Linked DNA regions of Homo sapiens: region 2 is linked to region 1. Evidence: read pairs that join two places in POLR2A ChIA-PET (ENCODE). Cell type or tissue: OCI-LY7. All regions are shown on one strand. Each heading gives the region's core, and the rest is flanking DNA. Links, peaks and the distances in the headings are about the cores only.

What was found. Peaks named below come from ENCODE experiments on the same cell type or tissue, not always from the same donor. Only the 100,000 strongest peaks of a DNase experiment are listed, where the experiment ranks them.
Region 2: POLR2A ChIA-PET joins it to region 1 with 5 read pairs; 2 of 35 experiments call an interaction of 5 or more read pairs at or near these places.

The regions. Positions count from the first base shown.
Region 1 is chr10:30,785,038-30,790,255 of GRCh38, reverse strand. No RefSeq gene overlaps it. Among named protein-coding and RNA genes, the nearest start is that of LINC02644, 64 kb to the right of the region's middle. RefSeq lists a silencer at 4,814-5,123. In OCI-LY7, for the core only: no CTCF peak of the experiment used is centred there; no DNase peak of the experiment used is centred there.
Region 2 is chr10:31,918,608-31,923,825 of GRCh38, reverse strand. All of the region lies in intron 1 of ARHGAP12 (Rho GTPase activating protein 12), which reads left to right. It overlaps LOC107984219 (a long non-coding RNA gene), which reads right to left and starts at 974. Exons shown (of 3, transcript XR_001747415.2): 1 at 1-974. In OCI-LY7, for the core only: no CTCF peak of the experiment used is centred there; a DNase peak (open chromatin) is centred at 2,615; H3K27ac peaks cover 497 bases.

The DNA of each region.
Region 1 (5,218 bases), core at 1,718-4,217:
GGTTGCAGTGAGCCAAGATCGCGTCATTGCACTCCAGCCTGGGCGACAAGAGCGAAACTCCGTCTCAAAAAAAAAAAAAAAAAAAGAAAGAAAGAAACCTTGAAGTCATCCAGTGTTCCCCCCTCACATCCAAGTCTTGTTTCTACCTCCTCTGTCAGGAGTCAGACCGCTTTCTGCATTTATCCCTCAGGGCTCTGCTTCAGCATGCTTTCCTCTGAGAAGCCACCCGCGCACCCACTTCTGACTCTGCTACACGCTGGTGTGACACTCTTCGTGTTCCGCCCCACTCATCCCCCTTGTCATGACTGCTTCTCCACTTCCGCCCCTCTCTCCAGATTATAAGTCCCATGAGGGCTAGGGCGCTGGCTGTCTTGTTTACTATTGTGTCCCCCAAAATGTCCCTGAAACCTACAACAGTGCCTGGCACACCATATTCCCTGACTGAAGAATAAGCACATGAAAGAATGGATGTGATCCAGTCTTAAACCATATTCTCTAAGAATCCATATGGCAAAATGCTCACAACCCAACATTAAATGAGAAAAAGTCTGCAAAATTGTATACACAGCATGACATTAACATGACTATACACAAATACATGTAAAAACCCAGACCAGAGGCACTAAATTGTTAGCAGTGGTTGGTCCTGGCCATTTTAGTTTTTTTCTTTATACACATATATATTTTCCAGATATTTACAATAAACTTCTATTTCCTTCATAATTGTGAAAACAGTGAGTTAAGAGAGTTGGAAACAGCAAAGGATCCAGGACTTCTGGAATGAACAATGATTTAAGTCCAAGGTCTAGATGGTCGGGCCATCCTGTGAAATATCCACATTTGAACTTGGCCACAATGGATATCTATTATAGCCATCATTTCCAGACCGTCTCTACACAATCGCCAGTGATTCCTTTGATAAGAGCTCCCTTCCTTTGTCATGGGGACCCGTTAGGCTGAGCACAGCAGAGATGACAGGTAGGATTTCATGAAGAGACATAAATTTCCTTCTTTTTTCTAACAGAAAAATTCAGGGTAAACAACCCTTTCCCCACTGTCACCACACTCACCTTCAGAGCAACAACTTAGAGGCTCTTACAAGAGGACTTGTTTACCTCTGTCCCACCTGAAGCATCTGTAACTGTTTGCAGTAACTGTTGAAGGTGTCAATGTGAAGCTCCCCAGGCTTGGGACCCAGCACAGGGATAGGTGGTGCATTAAATGGGCCCAGGGAGGACAGATCTCATGGGAGTGGCGTCCGCAGAAACTCGAGGACAGTGGTTCCAAGTCTTGATCTGGACCCTGGATTTCTTCTCTTGCTTTGATTTCTCCATTTTCCCATCAATCACATTGGGATGTGTATGCACCCCTCTGAGACTGTTTCAGGGAGTGGTGAAATTTACAGCACTGCCATTTGGGGATCTGTCCCTCTACCCTCTGCCCATGGGTCTCTCTTAAGAGATCACCATGTGAGGAACAGAGTGTAGAGAAGAAGGGATGTTCAGCCTCAAGAAGATGAGAAAAACCACAGAAGAGTGGAACATTAAAATTGTCATACACATGAAAAGCAGATTCGTTCTGTGTGGCTTCCCAGGACAGAACTCAGGCCAGAGGTAGAGGTTCTAGAAAGCCAGGTTTCTGCTTCACCTAAAAAAAGAAACTCCTAAGAACAAAAAGTGATCCACGAGGCTGCCTTGTAAGGCAGTGCTGAGTCACCCATCCCGGTGAATGTTTCAGTGGGGCTGACCCATCATAGGGCACTTTTGGTAGACAGGATGCCTGTGTGAAGTTGGGAACTGGACTGATAACCTTTGACTTTTCCTCCTGACTCCAAGGACCTATGTTTCTGCCACTTGGCCTTTTGCTTGTGCAAGCTTGGACATAGTTTATAACTCATCCTCAACACCATTTTACCTAGGCCCAGCCAGAGCTGCAATAGCCAGGGGCCTCCCTCTTTGCTCACCTCCAATGGGGGACATTTGTCTTGCTCATAGATGCCATCTATTACCTGACTACAGGACAAGCTCACAATATGAGTCCCACCTTCCCAGAGTAAAAGTGAGAACTCAAAATCCCAGGATCCCTTGCAGGAAAGAAGAAGTCTTGTGACCTAAGTCTATCTTTCATATGCTCCTGTGCAAGACTTCAATTTGGAAATTAATAACCTGAAGGGAAAAAAGGTGCAGGAGGGAATCTGCCTGGTGCATTAATTTTCTGTTTTGAGCCACGGCAGAGACATTGGCTTTTATGCTGTTTCCCAGACAGTGCAAGGTCATGTCCCATTAGATCTAGCAGATGTGGCATTTGTGATGAAGCAGATTTGTGGCATTTTGTGCTTATGAGTGGCAGAAACCACTGCTGTTTCCTCAGCAAGTTCTGTGGCGGGATTTAGGGATCGCTCCCGGACGTTTAGCTTCAACTCTGACTCCTGGCTGCCCATGACTCTGTGAGCTTGCTCTGATCTCCCAAGAGAATGGCTCAGGGCTCACCAGTCCCATTTTGTCCCCGTTGTCAGGCACACACAGAGCTGAACTGCCTTTCCCAGCCTTCCTTGCCCTTAGGCGTGGCCACACGACTGAGTCCCAACTAATGGAGCGTGGAGAGAAGCGACAGACATCCATGCCTGGTCCCTAAAGCCTCTCACAATCACCCACACTCTTATCGCCTAGCAAGGCGCAGAGGATCCGCTGGGAGATGACAAGAGCCCTGGAGCCATGAGAAGACAGGAGCCTGGGCTCTTGGATCACTAGCCTGCATGGCGACATGAACAAGGAATAAACCTCTTATTGTCTTAAGCCACTCTGAGTTTGCAGTTGTTGTAGGGTTAGCGCATCTTGACTAGTACACTGAAATCCGTTTTCTGATGGACTAGCTAAAGCAGATTTCCTTTTTTTAGGATTAAGAACTCTGAGTATTTCACTTCCCGACTCGGTCTAATGTGTTGATTTGGTAGTTGCATCTGCAGGTAGGCCATGGTTCCCCCAGAATGGGCGGCACAGGGCTTGCCTTAGACCTCTCATCTTAGTGCAGGATGGAGGGGACCCAGCAGGAGCCCTAGTGTGGCAATCCCATCACCATAGGCAGGCCCAGCCACAGAAGTGTCTCTGATGGAGAGTGGGCTCTCTGTCTGCTTCTCTGGTCATGGTGGGCCTCTGACTTCATCCCTGGCTCCCTGCTAAGAAGTACAGGGAGGTCAGGTATGTTCTTCCTGGTGCCCCTGAATTCTGCACTGGGAATTCTGTCCCCTCCTCTTTCTTATTAGGTGAAGCCATGGTCAGGTGTGGTGGCTTACACTTGTAATCCCAGCATTTTGGGAGGCCAAGGTGGGAGGATCGCTTGAGGACAGGCATTCAAGACCAGCCTGGACAACACAGCGAGACCCCACTGCTAAAAGAATTGTTTTAAATTAGCCATGTGTGGTTAGTGCCCAACTGTAGCCCCAGCTACTCAGGAGGCTGAGGCTGGAGAATCACTTGAGCTCAGAAGTTTGAGGCTGCAGTGAGCTCTGATCACATTACTGCACTCCAGCCTGGCAACAATGTAAGACCTCATCTCCACAAAAAATGAAAATAAAAAATAGCTGAATGTGGTGGCACGCATCTGTAGTCCCAGCTACTCTGCAGGCTGAGGCTGCAGGATCCCTTGAGCCCAGGAGTTTGAGGCTGTGGATTGCACTACTGCACTCCAGCCTGGGCGACAGAGTGAGAGCCCATCTCTGAAAAGAAACAAAAGAAATAAAAAAGGTGAAGCCAACTCTGGGTCAGGAGCCCAGAGAGCTATCTGTCTCTGAAAGAAATTACCTTGCACCCACTTGAAATCAGGCTTGAGTTCATGCAGAAGATGCTCTTAGCCATTTCTGGCCAGCTCACCCCTGATTCATCCCCTACCCACAGGGCAGTCCCATGGTGGCAGTGAGTACCATGTGGCTGGCCCTCTGCTCTCAATTGGCTGGACCAGAGCTGGGCATGTGATCTAAGCTGGGCCAGCCCCATATTTTGTGCCTGAATTCTGGAGATGCAGTTTCAGGCTGGGCTCCCCTGTTGAATAGAGCAGATGTAAACTGAATTTTGTGCCTGAATTCTGGAGATGCAGTTTCAGGCTGGACTCCCCTGTTGAATAGAGCAGATGTAAACTGATAAACAGTGGCAGGACCATCTTCTGTCCTATGTGGACTGAGAAACAGGCCTTGAGGCAGTCAGTCGGCCAATAAAAACAAAGCAGCAGGAATATAGAAGAAAAGGTGAAAGAAGGAGGAAGAACTTTCTGAGCCTGGAGGTATCTCAGGCCCATGGGTCCATGAGCAAAGTCTCTATCCACAAAACAGAATTTTCTAGTTTGCTTAAACTAGTTCAAGTCCGTTTGTAAAATCTAAAATGTAAGGACCTTGATGGATACAGGAAGAAGTAGAAAAGGTTACCCTACAAGTTGCCACCCCTTGGGAACCTCAGAACCTGCTGGCTCCTGCAGAACTGGGAAACCTAAAAATTCTCATGCAGAGCTGGGGAAATAAGGCCGCAGGAGAGACCTCTTGGGACGTTTCACTAAGTGGAAAGGAGTTTCTCCAGCCTAACAGCCTCTTGTCATCTCAGAGCAAACGCAAAGAGCCCAGAGAGGTGGAGTGACTTCCCCGCGCGCCCCCACAGTCCATTGGCTTGGGGCTATAACCTAGGTCCCAGGGCCGCCCATCTGCAAGGCTGCCTGAAACCCCAAGCATGAACTCTCACTTGGAATTAGCATCCCTTTCCCACATTCGGCCCCTGGGAGCAGCGGCCAGGAGGGAGCTATCGGGAGAAGTAAGCTCGAGTTGCTAGGATGGCGACAAATGACGCAGCTAATTCTCCTCGCCTGACTGGTCCCCGCGCCCTGGGACCCCGTGTCCCCGCGCACAAGTGCGTGCTCGGGAGTCCGGCCCAGGAGCAGCTGCGGAGGCCGGGCGGCCCTGGGAAGATGCCTGGCGGGTTGTCGGGGGAGGGAGGAGAGGGTACTGGGCTCGGGGCCCCCACTCACCCACCCCTGCACCGCGGGGGGCGGCGCTGGGCGGCCCGGGGAGGGCCAGCCCCGCCGAGCCTTTCAGAGTTAATTAGCCTTCATGAATATGGATGCCACCGCCGATTGAAGACGGTTGAGAGGTCGTAACCTGACCTCGGCGAGGCGTGCATAAAGAAAAGCCTACTTTTCTCAGCTTGGCTCCTAATTGAAAGCCCGAGTGGTCGGGCGC
Region 2 (5,218 bases), core at 1,603-4,102, 1.1 Mb before region 1:
TCAAAAATTTCCTTGAGCTCCTATGTGATTCATTCCCCATGTCCCTTGGCAACTATTGCTCTGCTTTCTGTCACTATCAATTAGTTTGATTCTAGGAAATCAATTTTCTAGAATTTTATGCAGATGGACTCGTGTACTATGGATTCTGGTCTGGATTTTTCTTCACTCAAGAAAATTATTTTGAGATTCACCCAGTTTGCTGTGTGTATCAACAGTTCGTTCCTTTTTATTGCTGAGTGATATTCCATTGTGTGGATATACCACAATTAGTTTATTCAATTGTTGATTGACTTGCGAGTTTCTCTTTGTTACAGATGAAACTACTGTCTTTGTGTCTACATATGCTTTAATTTTTGTTGGTAAATACCTAAGAGGAAAATCCCTGAATCATGTGGTAGATGCATATTTAACATTTTAAGCATCTGCCAAACTTATTTCAAATGCTGGTTCAGTTTTACATCCTCACCAGCTTTGTGTGTGAGTTCCACTGGCCCTGCATTCTCAAAAACACTGGTATGACCTGACTTAGCCATTCTGTGAGATGTGTGGTGACATTTCTTTCTTTTTGGTTTTAATTTGCATTTTCCTGATGGCTAAAGATGTTGGGCATATTTTCATGAGCCTATTTACCATCTATAGATCTTTGGACAAGTCTGTTTAAATATTTTGCCTGTTTTTTTTTTTTTTTTTTTTCCTGTTAGGGTCTTGCTCTGTCACCCCAGGCTGCAGTACAGTGGCATGTTCACAGTTCACTGCAGTCGCGAACTCCCAGGCTCAAACAGGCTTCCCACTTTAGCCTCCCAAGTAGCCGTGACTACAGGTGTGTGGCACCATGCCCAGCTAATTTTGTAAACTTTTTTTGTAGAGACGGGTTCGTGCTATGTTGTCCAGGTTGGTTTTGAACTCCTGACCTCAAGTGATCCTCTTGTCTCGACTTCCTAAAACACTGGAATTACAGGTGTGAGCTACCTTGCCTAACCTATGATTTTTTTCTTTTTTATAATGTCTTTGGTTTTGGTGGAATGGAGTTGGGATGTTTTCTCTCTGCTTCAACTTTTTTTTGAGAGATTTATGTAGAATTGGTAGTAACTTCTTTACGTTTTTGGTAAAATTCACCAGTGAAGCCGCCTGGGCCAGTTTTCTTTGTGGGAAGCTTTTAAAGACAAATTCTGTTTATTTAATAGATATAGGAGTATTCAGGTTATCTGTTTATTCTTTAGCAAGCTTTGGTTATTTGTATCTTTCAAGAAATTTGTTAGAAGGGCATGGTAGCATGCACCTGTAGTCCCAGCTATTCAGGAGGCTGAGGCTAGGAGGATTGCTTGAGCCCAGGAATTAGAGGCTGCAGTGAGCTATGATTATGCTTCTGCACTCCAGCCTGGGCAACAGAGCAAGACCCTGTCTCTTAAAAAAAAAAAAAAAATTTGTCTACTTCATGTGGATTGTTGAGTTTGTTGGCATAAAGTTGTTCATAATATTTTCTATTTTCCTTTTGATGTCTTCAGGATCTGTAGTTATGTCTCTGGTTACCTTTTTGATAATTTGTTTCTTTTCTCTTTTGTTCCCATTAGTTTGGCTAGAGGATTGTCAGTTTTACTGATCTGTGCTTTTTTTTTTTTTTTTTTTTTTTTTTTTTTTTTTTTTTGAGGCAGGGTCTTGCTCTGTCTCCCAGGCTGGAGTGCAATGGCATGATCTCAGCTCGCTGCAGCCTTTGCCTCCTGGACACAAGCCTCAGCCTCCTGAGTAGCTGGGACCACAGGCACATGCCAACCACACCCGGCTAATTTTTTGTATTTTTGGTAGATATGGGGTTTCACCACGTTGCCCAGGGTGGCATTGAACTTCTAAGCTCAGATGATCTGCCTGCCTTGGCTTCCCAAAGTGCTGGGATTATAGGTGTGAGCCATTGCACCTGGACAGTTTTACTGCTCTTAAAGAACCAGGCTCTGGTTTCATTGATTTTTCTCTAACATTTTTCTGTTTTCTTTTTATTGCTTTCTGCTCTCATCTTTTTCATATCTTTTCTTCTACAAACTTTTTTTTTTTTTTTTTTTTTTTTTTTGAGATGGAGCCTTGCTCTGTCACCCAGGCTGGAATGCAGTGGCACAATCTCGGCTCACTGCAACCTCTGTCCCCAGGGTTCAAGCCATTCTCCTGCCTCAGCCTCCCCAGTAGCTGGGATTACAGGCATGCACCACCATGCCCAGCTCATTTTTGTATTTTTGGTAGAGACGGGGTTTCACCATGTTGGTCAGGCTGGTATCGAACTCCTGACCTCATTATCCGCCCGACTCTGCCTCCCAAAGTGCTGGGATTACAGGCATGAGCTACCGCGCCCGACCTCTACAAACTTTGGATTTAATTTGCTCCTCTTTACCTTCTTAGAGTGGAAGCTTATGTCATTGATGTGAGACTTTGTGTTTTTTCTGGCATTTAGTGCTGTAAGTTTTGTCTGAGCACTACTTCAGCTGTATCCCACAAATTTTGAAATTACATGTTTTCATTTTCATTCAGTACACATTTCCTGTTTGGTTTCTTTTTTCTTTTTTTGAGACGTTGTTTCACTCTCACCAAGGCTGAAGTGCAGTGTCACAAACTGCAGCCTTGACTTCCTGGGCTCCTGTAATCCTCTTACCTCAGCCTCCCTTAGTAGCTGGGACTACAGGTGCATATCACCATGCCCGGCTAGTTTTTTTAGTTTTTGTAGAGACGGGGTCTCACCAGGAGTTCAAAACTCACCAGGCTGGTCTTGAACTCTTGGCCTCAAGTGATCCTCCCACCTCCGACTCCCAAAGAGCTGGGATTACACGCGTGAGCCACCTTGTCCAGCCTGATTTTGTCTTTTGACTCCTGACTCATTTAGAAGTGTGTTGCTTAGATTCCAAAAACAATTTTGGGGTTTTTAAGATACTTTTTGAGAGTTTCTAATTTAATTTTATTGTGATTGGAGAACATACTTTGCATAATTTCAGTTCTTTTCAGTTTATTGAGGCTTGTTCCATGGCCGAGAATGTGGTATACAGGAACTTAGGTTTGTAAGAAACTACTAAACTGGCTGTGCTATTTAGCACTCTCACTAACACTATGTAAATACTCTAGTTTCTGGAATACTTGCCAGCACTGTTATTGTCTTTTTTAAAACAAAAACAAAAACAAAAACTTTATTGTAGTTGATGTGTAGTGATACCTAATTTGGGCTTTAGTTTACATTATTGATTTTTATTCTTGTTAAAATCAATTTGAATAAAACTTACAAATCGTGGATTTTTTTTTTCCAGTAGATGACAAAATGTGCTGAGGGATTGGTAATAGTTCATCATTTGTATGCTGCGTAAGTGCTACTTTTCAGTTTTCTTTTTTTTTTTTTTTTTTTTTTGAGACGGAGTCTCACTCTGTCGCCTAGGCTGGAGTGCAGTGGTGCAGTCTTGGCTCACTGCAACCTCTGCCTCCTGGGTTCAAGCGATTCTCCTGCCTCAGCCTCCCTAGTAGCTGGGATTACAGGCACCCACCACCACGCCTGGCTAATTTCTGTATTTTTAGTAGAGTGAGGTTTCACCATGTTGGTCAGGCTGGTCTGGAACTGCCGACCTTGTGATCCGCCCACCTCTGCCTCCCAGAGTGCTGGGATTACAGGTGTGAGCCACTGCGCCCGGCTAATTTTCAGTTTTCTAAGAGTTTGAATGTTTGTTTGCTTTTTAGTATTTACTTTTTTTTTTTTTTGAGACAGAGTCTTGCTCTGTCACCCAGGCTGGAGTGCAGTTGCGCGATCTCGGCTCACTGCAACCTCCGCCTCCCAGGTTCAAGCGATTCTCCTGCCTTGAGTAGCTGGGATTACAGGCATGCCACCATGGCCAGCTAATTTTTGTATTTTTAGTAGAGATGGGGTTTCACCATGTTGGTCAGGCTGTTCTTGAACTCCTACCTCGTGATCCACCCACCTCATCCTCCCAAAGTGCTGGGATGACTGGCGTGAGCCACCGTGCCTGGCCAATATTTACTTGTTTTTTGTTTTTTTTGGTTTTGTTTTTTTTTTTGAAATGGAGTCTTGCTGTGTTGCCCAGGCTGGAGGTGCAGTGGTGCGATCTCGGCTCACTGGAAGCTCCACCTCCCTGGTTCACACCATTCTCCTGCCTCAGCCTCCTGAGTAGCTGGGACTACAGGTACCCACCACCATGCCCAGCTAATTTTTTTGCATTTTTAGTAGAGACGGTTTCACCGTGGGAGCCAGGATGGTCTTGATCTCCTGACCTTGTGATCCGCCCACCTCAGCCTCCCAAAGTGCTGGGATTACAGGCGTGAGCCACCGCGCCTGGCCCTATATCTACTTTTAAAGAGGATTTGTAAGAGCTTCATGAGGATTTTAGTTACTTGTGGCTTTTGAGTAGATGGGTATAAGGTGATTTAAATTGTATACTACAGTGTCTTTAGTGAAATATATATAACATGAAATTTACTGTTTTAACCATTTTTGAGTGCACAGTTCTGTGGCATCAAATAAATTAACTTTGTTGTCCAGCCATCACCACCCTTCATCTCCAGAACTTTTTCATCTTTCTAAACTGAAACTCCATACCCATTAAGCAGTAACTTCCTGTTGCTGTCTTTCTCCATCCCTTGGTAACCACCATTCTGCTTTCTGTCTTTATGAATTTGACTACTCTAGGTACCTTATATACATGAAATCATATAATGTTTGCCCTTTGTGACTGGCGATTTCCCTAAGCATAAATAGTCTTCAGAGTTCATTCACATTGTACTGTCAGAATTTCCTTCCTTTTTAAGGCTGAATAATATTTTATGTATGTATCACATTTTGTTTATTCGTCCATTGATGGATATTTAGTTTGCTTCCACTTTTTGACTATTGTGATTAATGCTGCTGTGAACATGGATATACAAATATCTGTTTGACTTTCTGCTTTCAATTCTTGTGGGTGTATACCCAGAAGTGGAATTGCTGGATAATGTGGTAATTGTATTTTCAGTTTCCTTGAGGAACTACCATACCATTTTCCCTAGTGGCTGTACCACTTTACATTTCCACCAGCAGTGCACAAGAGTTTTAGTTTCTCCACATCCTCACAAACATTTGTTATTTATTTAGTTATATTTATTTATTTGAGACAGGGTCTCACTCTGTTGCTGAGGTTGGAATGCAGTGGCACAGTCACAGCCCACTGCAGCCTCAACTTCCAGGCTTGAGCGATTCTTTCACTTC